Regions from separate parts of the Homo sapiens genome. Here region 1 is linked to region 2. Evidence: chromatin contacts called from ENCODE Hi-C or POLR2A ChIA-PET data. All regions are on one chromosome and are shown on one strand. Each heading gives the region's core, a stretch centred on a gene start or an enhancer-like site at or near the end of the contact. The rest is flanking DNA. Distances are from core to core; before and after follow the strand shown.

Region 1 (4,847 bases), core at 1,778-4,277, 110 kb after region 2:
TCCTGAGTGTTTCCTGGGCAGCCAGGCTCCATTCTCAACGCTGTTTATGTGTTATTTCAAACTTAAAACCCGAATGAGGTAGTTATTATTTTCGTATTAGAAATGAGGAAACGGAGGTAGACAGGATGAGCAGCATGTACAACATCACAAGATCATGCCCTAGTTAGTAAGTGGGGAATCTGGAATTTAAGCCCAGGCAGCCTTACTTTAGGGCTTATGGTTTTAAATGTTATACTTTTCTGACACTCTTAATACAAATATTAAATTGGTAATGAAAACAAACTTCTAATTAAAAAGCCTATCTTATTACCAGGCATTACGAAACCTACCACTTAGAAATGTGATTTATCAAATGAAAAGCAAAAGACAAATCTAGGGGGTTTCCAATGTGTCAAGGAGCTCCATTCCTCCTATTGTATATTGAGCAAAGGGGAAGGAAATCAGTTTTCAATTGAGCACCTACAATGAGCTAGATACAGTGCTGTGGGCTTCACATACTCTACCTTCATGTTCCTGAGAATTGTAAAAGGGAGATATTTAGCCACATTTTACAGTTGAGGAAACTAGAGCTTAGTGAGGTCATGTATGGTTTGGAAGGGGCAGACCTCTGGGTTTAGAACTCAGGTCTGCCCCACTCCAAACCCCAATTTTATAACATAAAGGAGTAGATCTCTCAGGTTTGTGTACAAAACTGACTGAGTCTTAAATTTGCAGTGATAATGGGCCAACTACCTATATTATTAGGTCAGAAGAACCACTGTTAAAAGGAGAATAAGGTTTGAGCTCCTTGGTGTGTAGAGAGCTGCTTAACCCTCTTCCTCATCTGTGTAGAAACACTCAGAAACAGAAAGAAGACACAGAGGGGTGCATGAACCAGGTCCAAAGTAACCCAGACTCCCTGCTACATAGCAAAGGCTCCAAATGAAGCCAGGCTGCTGCCTACTGAACTCTGTCCTGAATCTCAGTGGGCTTGCCAGCATGCTGCTCCTGGGGAGGCCAGGTACTTAGTAAGAAGTGAACAAGTAAACAGAAGCTTCTTTTCTTGTTCTAGCTTGATATTTTTTTTTTTCAGTTAAGATAAATGAGCTCTTTAGGGTATTATTCTGATTCTGGGTAGGACTAAATCAAGTTCCTTTCTGTATGTTTTTACATTTACCCAAAGCATTCTCAGCATTTCAATCTATTAAATTATTACAGTGCAGGTGGTAGTGGAAATGGGAGCTAGTCTTCATGTTGACCTAAGAAAGCCCAGCCTTTTGATGGTGACAGTTAATTACTAGATCTGTTTTTCCTGACCTGAACACCATACACCTGTTGAGTTCACTAAGTACTTTGGGGTTTCCAAAATGATTGAGGAGGTGCTAATTAAAGAATCAACATTTAACGTTTTCAATGATCCACCACCTATTTGATATTAACCACATCCTTCCACGGGATTGAGTTATAACTAATCCAGCCTTCAACTGGGGCAGTAAGATGTGCTGAACCAGCAATACAAAAAGCTAGAGTTCTAATCTTGGTTTGGTTGCTAACTTGCTAGGTGACCCTCAGTTTCTACCTTAGTAAAGCAAAAATGATAATCCCTGGGAATAGTTCTGAGGACCAAATGAGAGGAAAAATATTGAAAATAATGAAAGTATCACATTTGTGAAATATAGAAAGTATGTTTATGGTTTAAATGAACACACTTCCCACCACAGTTTCCTTTTTTGTGTTCCTTTTAGAATATAAACCACCTGTAATACACTTCTGCCCTTCAGAAAATGCATACGGGATATTAAAAATAATTTGCCTTCTATCAATGTAGGCCTTTTATTAGGGTCCTATGCCATGAAGATTTCTGTTATAGATCACTCTATGAAAGGCCTGGGCCTCAGGTTCACTGCTTTAAGATTATTCCAGAAAAAAATGGCAGGATTTGGGCTGAACACAGTCATGAGATCTTCAAAGAACTGGTAGTTTCCTCCCCACGTGACACTTGCTGTCTTTGGGGAGCCATGTAATTCTCTCTCCGTTGGAAAACATGGTCTTGCAAAGCTGGTTTTCATGTTCTCATTGAGGGAGTGCAACGTTTTGATGGCGACCGGCAAATCACTTGACTTATTTTTCCAGTCATGAACACAACAAACCCAGTGGGTCCCACTCTAAGAGCTTTGCTGTGTGGAGCTGCATGAAGTTGGTGCTTAGTTAGAAATGGTCTGTTTGAGGCACTTTTAAAAAGAAACAGTCACATGGGTCTTGGTCACAAAGTCAAACAGCTCACTGTCCTCTAAGATGCTGCTTTCAATTCAACAGATGATTAGATGGTCACAGACTCATAATCTCTACTGCAGTGTTTCATGAGAAAAGACCATGTTAAGACACACATGCTTTTTAATGACTGTCCTCATCCCAGATGTGGCTTGTTCATTCTGTAGGGATTTTACATCTGCCTGTTGGTGTCAACAGACAAGCTCGTCACACTTCATACCTACTGATCTTTTTGCTTAAGTGGTCTTGCCAGACCCACTGGAAGCAGCCAAGGCATGACTGTAATCCAAGACTCTGAAAAGAGCCAAGCCATTAGACCAGTCCCTAGGAGCTGACTGCAGCATGACATTCATCTGTTCACCATTGAACACCAACGGTGGAAGAATGATCCATCTCTTTGTAAAGATTCTGACGGGCAGCACTGTTGCGGGGATGGAGTAAAGGCGTCACTTAGAAAACCCAGGACTGACTTCTATCCTTCTTGTTAAGAAGTCAGTGAACATCAAATATGGCCCATCTGTATAGCAGGCTCTTGTTCTTCTCGGCTTTGTGAACCCAACAGTGAGTTCTGAGCTGCCTTCCATGGAAAGAAACATTGGAGGTCTGCTCTTTCAGATCAATTGTATGAGTTCTGTAAAATTCTCAGAAGCAGACCTTGGTGGTGATTCCAAGTGGCATGGGAAGGAGCTTTATCCTGCCGGGCTCAGGTACAGAATATGCTGGAGTAAACAAATGCTGTCAACCAAGAAGGATGGGCTGGGCACCAACAGAAGGCATGGGCAGTACAAGCTCTGCTGAATGTTATGGTCTTGAAACCTTCTTGCGCCATTCTGCAGGATCTTGCAAACTACATAGTAGGGAATGAACTGTTCCTGCTGACATCCTTCAAGACGATGGAAACCAAAGTCCTAGGTAGATAGTTCTAGGGCTGAGGTGTCCAACTTACAAGAAAATGTCATTCATGGCATCCATGTGGAGTTAATTCGCAGAAAGTTAAATGTGCAAAACAACAATAACTTTAGGGAAAGAGATTTGTTTTCAGCAAGAAACTGGAAAATACACATTTCTACTGGTTGATCTCTTCTTAACCCTTTGGAATCTTAGAAGTATGAAGAAATTCTAAGCAAAAAAGTCCTTAAAATTTCCTAATGAAACAATGATGCTTAAAGATAAGATTTTTTAGAATGTGAAAGTCTAAGATTTACTTCATTACACTGGGAAGGAGGTAGAGTACATGGCAGAGAAACAGTAGACTGTCAACACAGAACTTAACTCATGTTTTTTTTTTTCTACATCAGACTCTTCCAAATTCACCACTAATCAAAATGGTCCCATTTTCAGAAGTTTAGTTATTTGATCTGGAAACTGGTGTCAGTTGAAATCTGTTCGTCAACTAAAATCCTAAAGGGACGATTGCTGTCTTTAGCACAAAAATAACACCTAAATGCAGTAAACAGAACCATGGAAATCTGACCCAAGCCCACAAAAGTCAGAAAGGTAAGTCTAAAAATATAAAGTGATACTTTACCCTTTGTCGTGCAAAATACTTCAGGCATGCATGCACTTTCAAGATTCCAAAGAATGCTTAGGTAAAAAATTGACCTGGGTCTTGAACAACAGCGTAGAATTTACTTTCATTCTATGTTAACAGAGATCTTTAAAAGTATATAAATGCTTGTGGGCATATGTATACATCTAAATATTTTGCTATGTATCTTTAATTTTAGTCTAATGTAAATTAGAAGTGACTTTGAAAAATACATAACTAAAAAGATTAATTCTAGCTATTTCTAATTTCATCCTCTGTTAATCTCCAAAACACATTTAGATGAACACATTCAGAAAGAGGACGGTTCAGCTGGTCTATTTTTGACACAAGCAGAGTAAACTATGTCATTGTGTCACCCACTATGAAATCTCAGCCTCAATGACGTGGGTGCTTAATCATCTGTCCTTTACTCATAACAGGCCAAACTGGGAGGTAGGAAGTCTTTCTGTTGACTAATCAAAATGCCTACCTCCCCCAGCCCACGGCAACCAGGGGAAGGGAGGTGGCAGGAACAGGCACAGCATAGAGCTTCAAAAGCTCTGAATACCAAAGTCAGATGCTGAATTGAAAACTGCCTCCAAGACACAGGCACAGAGAGATAAAGAGAAAAAGCAAAAATAAAAAGATGCAACGAAATGAATACCGTGGAGTGAATGACCGTACCTTGGCAACGGCTTTGCCATCGGAATTGTTGTTGGAATCCTTAACACCACTGAATGAATCTCTTCTTTGTGGGCATGGTTTCTTTTTGCGTGGTCTGCCTTTAAGATTTGGCGCTGAAAACAAATGGAAAACAATTGATATACATTTTCACTTGCATGGGTTTCTTTATTAAAGACCCAGAATCTCACTACAGTGATCCCTTCTAATTGTTCAGAGAAATGTACAGATCTGTGGCAGGCAGCCCTCATTATTACATGCTTCTCTCTCTGAAGGCTTGCATATTGGTAGAGTATACATTTCTGTACACGTTTCCCAAAGCTAATCTATTTAGCTTTAACATGTCTAATTAATAGAAGTAACACGAAGCTCTTAGCTCTAAAGGATC
Region 2 (4,737 bases), core at 898-3,397:
TCCTTTAGCCAGTTTGAGTGGGTTTCTTTTACTTGCAACCACATTGAATCACTTATAGTTAGGTACCACCTGCCTGCCTGCTGCCGTTGCTCACACCCGTAATCGCAGACCTTTGGGAGACCATGCCAGGAGGATCGCTTAAGTCTAGGAGTTTAAGACCGGACTTGGCCACATAGCAGAAAAAAAAAAAATAGCCTGGCTTGGTGGCACTCATCTCTAATCTCAGCTACTTGGGAAGCTGAGGTAGGAGGATCCTTTGATCCCGGGCAGTCGCGGCTGCAGTGAGCTATCATGCCACTGCGCTTCAGCCTGGGCAACAGAGCATGACCCTATCTCTAAAAAACATAAAAATAAACTAAAATATGGTAAGGTAGGACATATGTGATCTGTTCTCAACCTTTGTAAGGTTTATGATGTGCCATACATTTTAGGGTCTTATCAGCTAGAAATACAAGACCAAGGTTTTCTGGAAATGCAAAGATACTATTTTTATATTGAAGTTAAAAAAGAATTACCATAGGCTACACATGGATTAATTACTATCTTCAAAGAATTAGAACTCTATCAAACATTCTTACCAGAAAATTATGCTGAACAAAATTTAATCTTTCTGTGACTGTTCAAAGGAATTTAGAATCTTGTAATGCTCCAGGGACATTACCATTTTATAAATTGTACAAAAAATTCTCATTATTTCAGCTTTCTGGTAGTTTGGATTCAGAATAAATGAGAATTTACTGTAATACTTTGAATTATTAAGTTCTGGGGAGTTCAAAGTACTACTTCAAATATACATGCATTATATCACTTATCTTTTTTAACAGAATAATGAAATTTACAAATGGAAACAGTAGTGGGTGGATTCAGGATACAAAGTCATGTTTCTCGATGTTCTAATGAATAATTCTTACATTTGGCTATTTTGAACTGATCTCTCTTTTCCATTTCAAAATATAGTCTCTTTTAAGCTAAAGACCAAATAGGGCTAAGGCCAGCAACAAAGAATTCAAGCTATAATTGTATTGTATTATTATTTATGTATTGATTTGATTATAGGTTTCAGCTCATACATTTTCAGGTGAACCTAGATCCTCAATTTATTTTCACGAAAGAGAAAAACTCAAACATAATGGTAAAAAAAAATCAGATGCATTTACATATGCTTCTGGCTTTCATCAAGCAAAAAATATAGTTTAAAATGTATAGAAAAAAAGAAACTTTTAAATTAAAATCCTTTTTGCTCTAGCAATCAGCCTCGACATCAGTATAGTATATTTTGACTTCCTAATTATGGATTATCTACGACCAAATATAATATGTTTAATGTATAAATGACACTCTTGCCACACAAACTTCCTTGTATCTCTCTCCCTTAAAATGTAATTAGTTTCTTTTTGCTACTAAAAAATTTAATGCTTTCAGAAGCCAAAGCTTATTTCTGTATCTCCTGCTGTTTTGGAGTGTCTGTACCTTTCCTCCTGCCAGTTAGCATGGATAATCAAAAGTGAACTGTAAGGAGAAATCTTCCATTTAGGAAACATCAATTTGTACTAAGTCTAATCTAAAAGACTAATATGGAGCATGTGGTACATTCAATAGGAAAATGGCATTTAAATATTAATACTAGATAAATACACTCTTGCTGCTCTCTTTGATAATTTATAAGTCATACTCTTCCAGAAGGAAGTAAATCAGTTTTTTTTCTTTTATGCTGCTGCTCAGTAACATTATAAGGCAATATGTAAATCAAGGAACCATTTTCTTAGTCAGAACTGACAAGGGGAAGTGAAAATGTTGGGTCCAATTTCAACCTCATTTCCTTACAGCCTAGATTTGTGTTACATGCTTGATCCTGACTGGTGCTTTCCAAATTAAATGTATATTTCTCAAACCAATATCTTAAGTGGTAATGTTCCAACAGTCCAAATGTCGATTACCAAAACAAACATTTGTTTCTCTAGCAAGTGTTTTCACACAAAAGCATTTGATTCTCGTACTGCAGCAAACAAACATTTGCTTTAGGCGGTTAAGGCAGCCAAAAGTTCTTGCAGAAACATTTCACAGGCTGGCTGGCATCCCTCTTTGGAGCAGGGCTTGCTGATGTCCGAGATTGCATGTGAAGCCAGCTGCTGACCAAGAGAATCCTTTGCAAGACATTGAGACCATTAAAATGATTTAGCATTTTTCAAAACACATCTTTTGGGAAAATGTGCTTCTGGTTATGATGTTTCCATTAGAAAATGTCTTCATGTCTTCACAATGCTTCATTTGCTAATATAAATTCAGCCTTTGATATAATCACATAACCAAAGTCTTATGAAAGTTCACAAAGGCACATAAAAACATTCACACAACCCAGGAATCATGATTTATGCAAGAGCCCATGAGAGTTCATTACATAAATAGTCCTATTACTACATTAAAGTCTATTTTCTCTCTTGAACAAGATGTAGATTATCTGTGTAAATATATTTTCTTAAGTGCACATCTACTTTACTGTCAAGATACAGCTTCCACATAAAAACCCTCTTGTTTTTCATATTATTTAAATGCTTTTGGAATGAATCAATATTTCTGAGGAAGTAATTTACTTAAATACATGTTCTTTAAAGCATGGGGAAATTGATTCTTAACTTCTTTCCAAAGACAGGGTTTCCTAGCAACTGGGTCAAGATTGATTCTTTGGCTAGTTCTAAACTGAGAATAGTCACTAGCCCACTTAAAGGCAAAGAAGAGTTCTTCTTAGTTAAATGAATGAATGAATGAATGAATGAATGAGTGAAAACACACACACACGTGCACCACACACACAAAATGTCATTTAAAGCGTATTTGATAGAATGCGTGACAATTTGGACCTCTAGCTGATCAACTTCCAATAAGAGTTTGCTGAATACTTTCCATGAGTTTGATTCTATTTTGGCATTGATGGGACTGGGGAACCATGATACAGAGAGCAGGTAAACGGCTGTAATCATCCTAGTAACAATGCATTTAGCAGGTATTATGGGCTAGTGCCTACAGGTGAAATAACTAACCATCAGTAGAAAAAGGCATATCAGGCCCGGCATGGTTGCTCACGCCTGTAATCCCAGCACTTTGGGAGGCCAAGGCGGGCGGATCACGAGGTCAGGAGATCGAGACCATCCTGGCTAATATGGTGAAACCCCCGTCTTTACTAAAAATACAAAAAATTAGCCGGGCGTGGTGGCGGGCGCCTGTAGTCCCAGCTACTCCGGAGGCTGAGACAGGAGAATGGCGTGAACCTGGGAGGCGGAGCTTGCAGTGAGCGGAGGTCGCGCCACTGCACTCCAGCCTGGGCAACAGAGCGAGACTCCGTCTCAAAAAAAAAAAAAAAAAAAAGGAAAGAAAAAGGCAGATCGAGGGACAACCAAGGTCTGTGTGATGTTAAAGCTCTGGAAACTATACTGTCTTTACATGGAAAGCCCAAAGTATTTCTTGTCTTCAAGAAACTTTCAACCTAATTGTAAAGAAAACATACCCCAAAGAATTAGGGAGCAACCTGAGAGAGTAAATGTGTAAGTGTTAGTAATATTAAAGTAACAAAATATTGCGTTTATTGAGTCCTTACTTAATATCAGGGACTGTGCTAAGGACCTGGCATCCTGGTGGAGATGGAGCTTGGGCTGGGCCTTGAAGCAGGTAGGGAGACGTGAAAAGCAAGGAGGGAAGGTCCTTCGAGAAGATGAAACAGCATGAGCAAAGGCCTGGGGGTGGGAGGTGTGCTGTTTGGGACCTGACAGGCTTGGGGTGACAGGTTGGTGTGGGGAAGTTGCACTGAACGAGTAGGTGGGCCTGTGTTATGGTGGAGTCTGAATACCAGACTGACATGCAGAATTGACCCAGCGGGGAAATGTGTACTCGTTCTAGGTTCTTGAATATTGGGGACATGATAACTCCCCCTGTAATTTCTAGAACAAATGGAATATGCATTTGCTGTTAGAATAGCTACTGCCAGAGTTCTCTCCCAAAAAGCTTAACGTTTACACTACCATCCATATGCCAATAATATCTTGAGTTTTCTCACTTGACATTTTTTCAAACATTTTAATATTTGCTAATTTCTTCTTTAAATGTGATATTCCCTATTTTTTGAAGTGTTATAGATACATAGTTGTACATATTTGTGGGGTACATGTCATGTTTTGATACAGGCATACAATGCGTAATGATCAAAAAATCAGGGTAATTAGGGTATCCATCACCTTAGGCATGTATCATTTCTTTGTGTTAGGAACATTCCAATTCCACTGTTTTACTCATTTTAAAATATACAATAAATTATTCTTAACTATAGTCACCCTATGGTGCTATTGAATACTATATCTTATTCATTCTATCTAACTGTATTTTTCTTTTTTTTGAGATGGAGTCTCGCGCTGTTGCCCAGGCTGGGTTAATACCATTAACCATCCCCTCTTTATCCCTACCGAGTCCCACCCTTCCTAGTCTCTGGCAACCATGTTTCTACTCCTATCTCTATGAGTTTAATTTTTTTAGCCGTTGTTTTTTAATTTGTACACCTTTGGCTTTGAGTGTGATTGTGCAGTGATTTATTTGTTCATTTCCATTTGCATTTATTTTTCTGTGAATTGCATATTTGTATCTCTTTTCTTATTCTAATTGGTAGTTTGGCATTTTTGTTAATTTACAGAAATTTCAAAAATATATTATGAGGGCTAGGCATGGTGGCTCACGCCTGTAATCCCAGCCCTT

Evidence for each region. Hi-C counts contacts between places; a loop is a spot of excess contacts on that map. ChIA-PET counts read pairs that join two places held with the same protein, here RNA polymerase II (POLR2A). Pooled maps may share reads with other maps.
Region 1: a loop to region 2 is called in a map of OCI-LY7, with 4 times the contacts of the local background. The contact joins two enhancer-like sites. A Hi-C loop is called at or near these places in 4 of 168 maps with a recorded cell type or tissue (B cell, CD14-positive monocyte, OCI-LY7 and 1 more), 6 of 37 single-sample maps with no recorded cell type and 7 of 50 pooled maps. POLR2A ChIA-PET finds 5 or more read pairs at or near these places in 5 of 52 experiments (CD4-positive, alpha-beta T cell, HepG2, OCI-LY7 and 2 more).

The regions. Positions count from the first base shown.
Region 1 is chr10:62,050,616-62,055,462 of GRCh38, reverse strand. ARID5B (AT-rich interaction domain 5B) reads right to left here. Exons shown (of 10, transcript NM_032199.3): 5 at 4,463-4,575. Among named protein-coding and RNA genes, the nearest start is that of ARID5B, 150 kb to the right of the region's middle. RefSeq lists enhancers at 659-778, 3,781-4,847. Within about 2 kb of position 3,027, at least 2 of the 41 ENCODE cell types and tissues checked have a DNase peak (open chromatin) inside an H3K27ac peak, as active enhancers do.
Region 2 is chr10:62,164,046-62,168,782 of GRCh38, reverse strand. No RefSeq gene overlaps it. Among named protein-coding and RNA genes, the nearest start is that of LINC02621, 93 kb to the left of the region's middle. RefSeq lists an enhancer at 1,947-2,076. Within about 2 kb of position 2,147, at least 7 of the 41 ENCODE cell types and tissues checked have a DNase peak (open chromatin) inside an H3K27ac peak, as active enhancers do.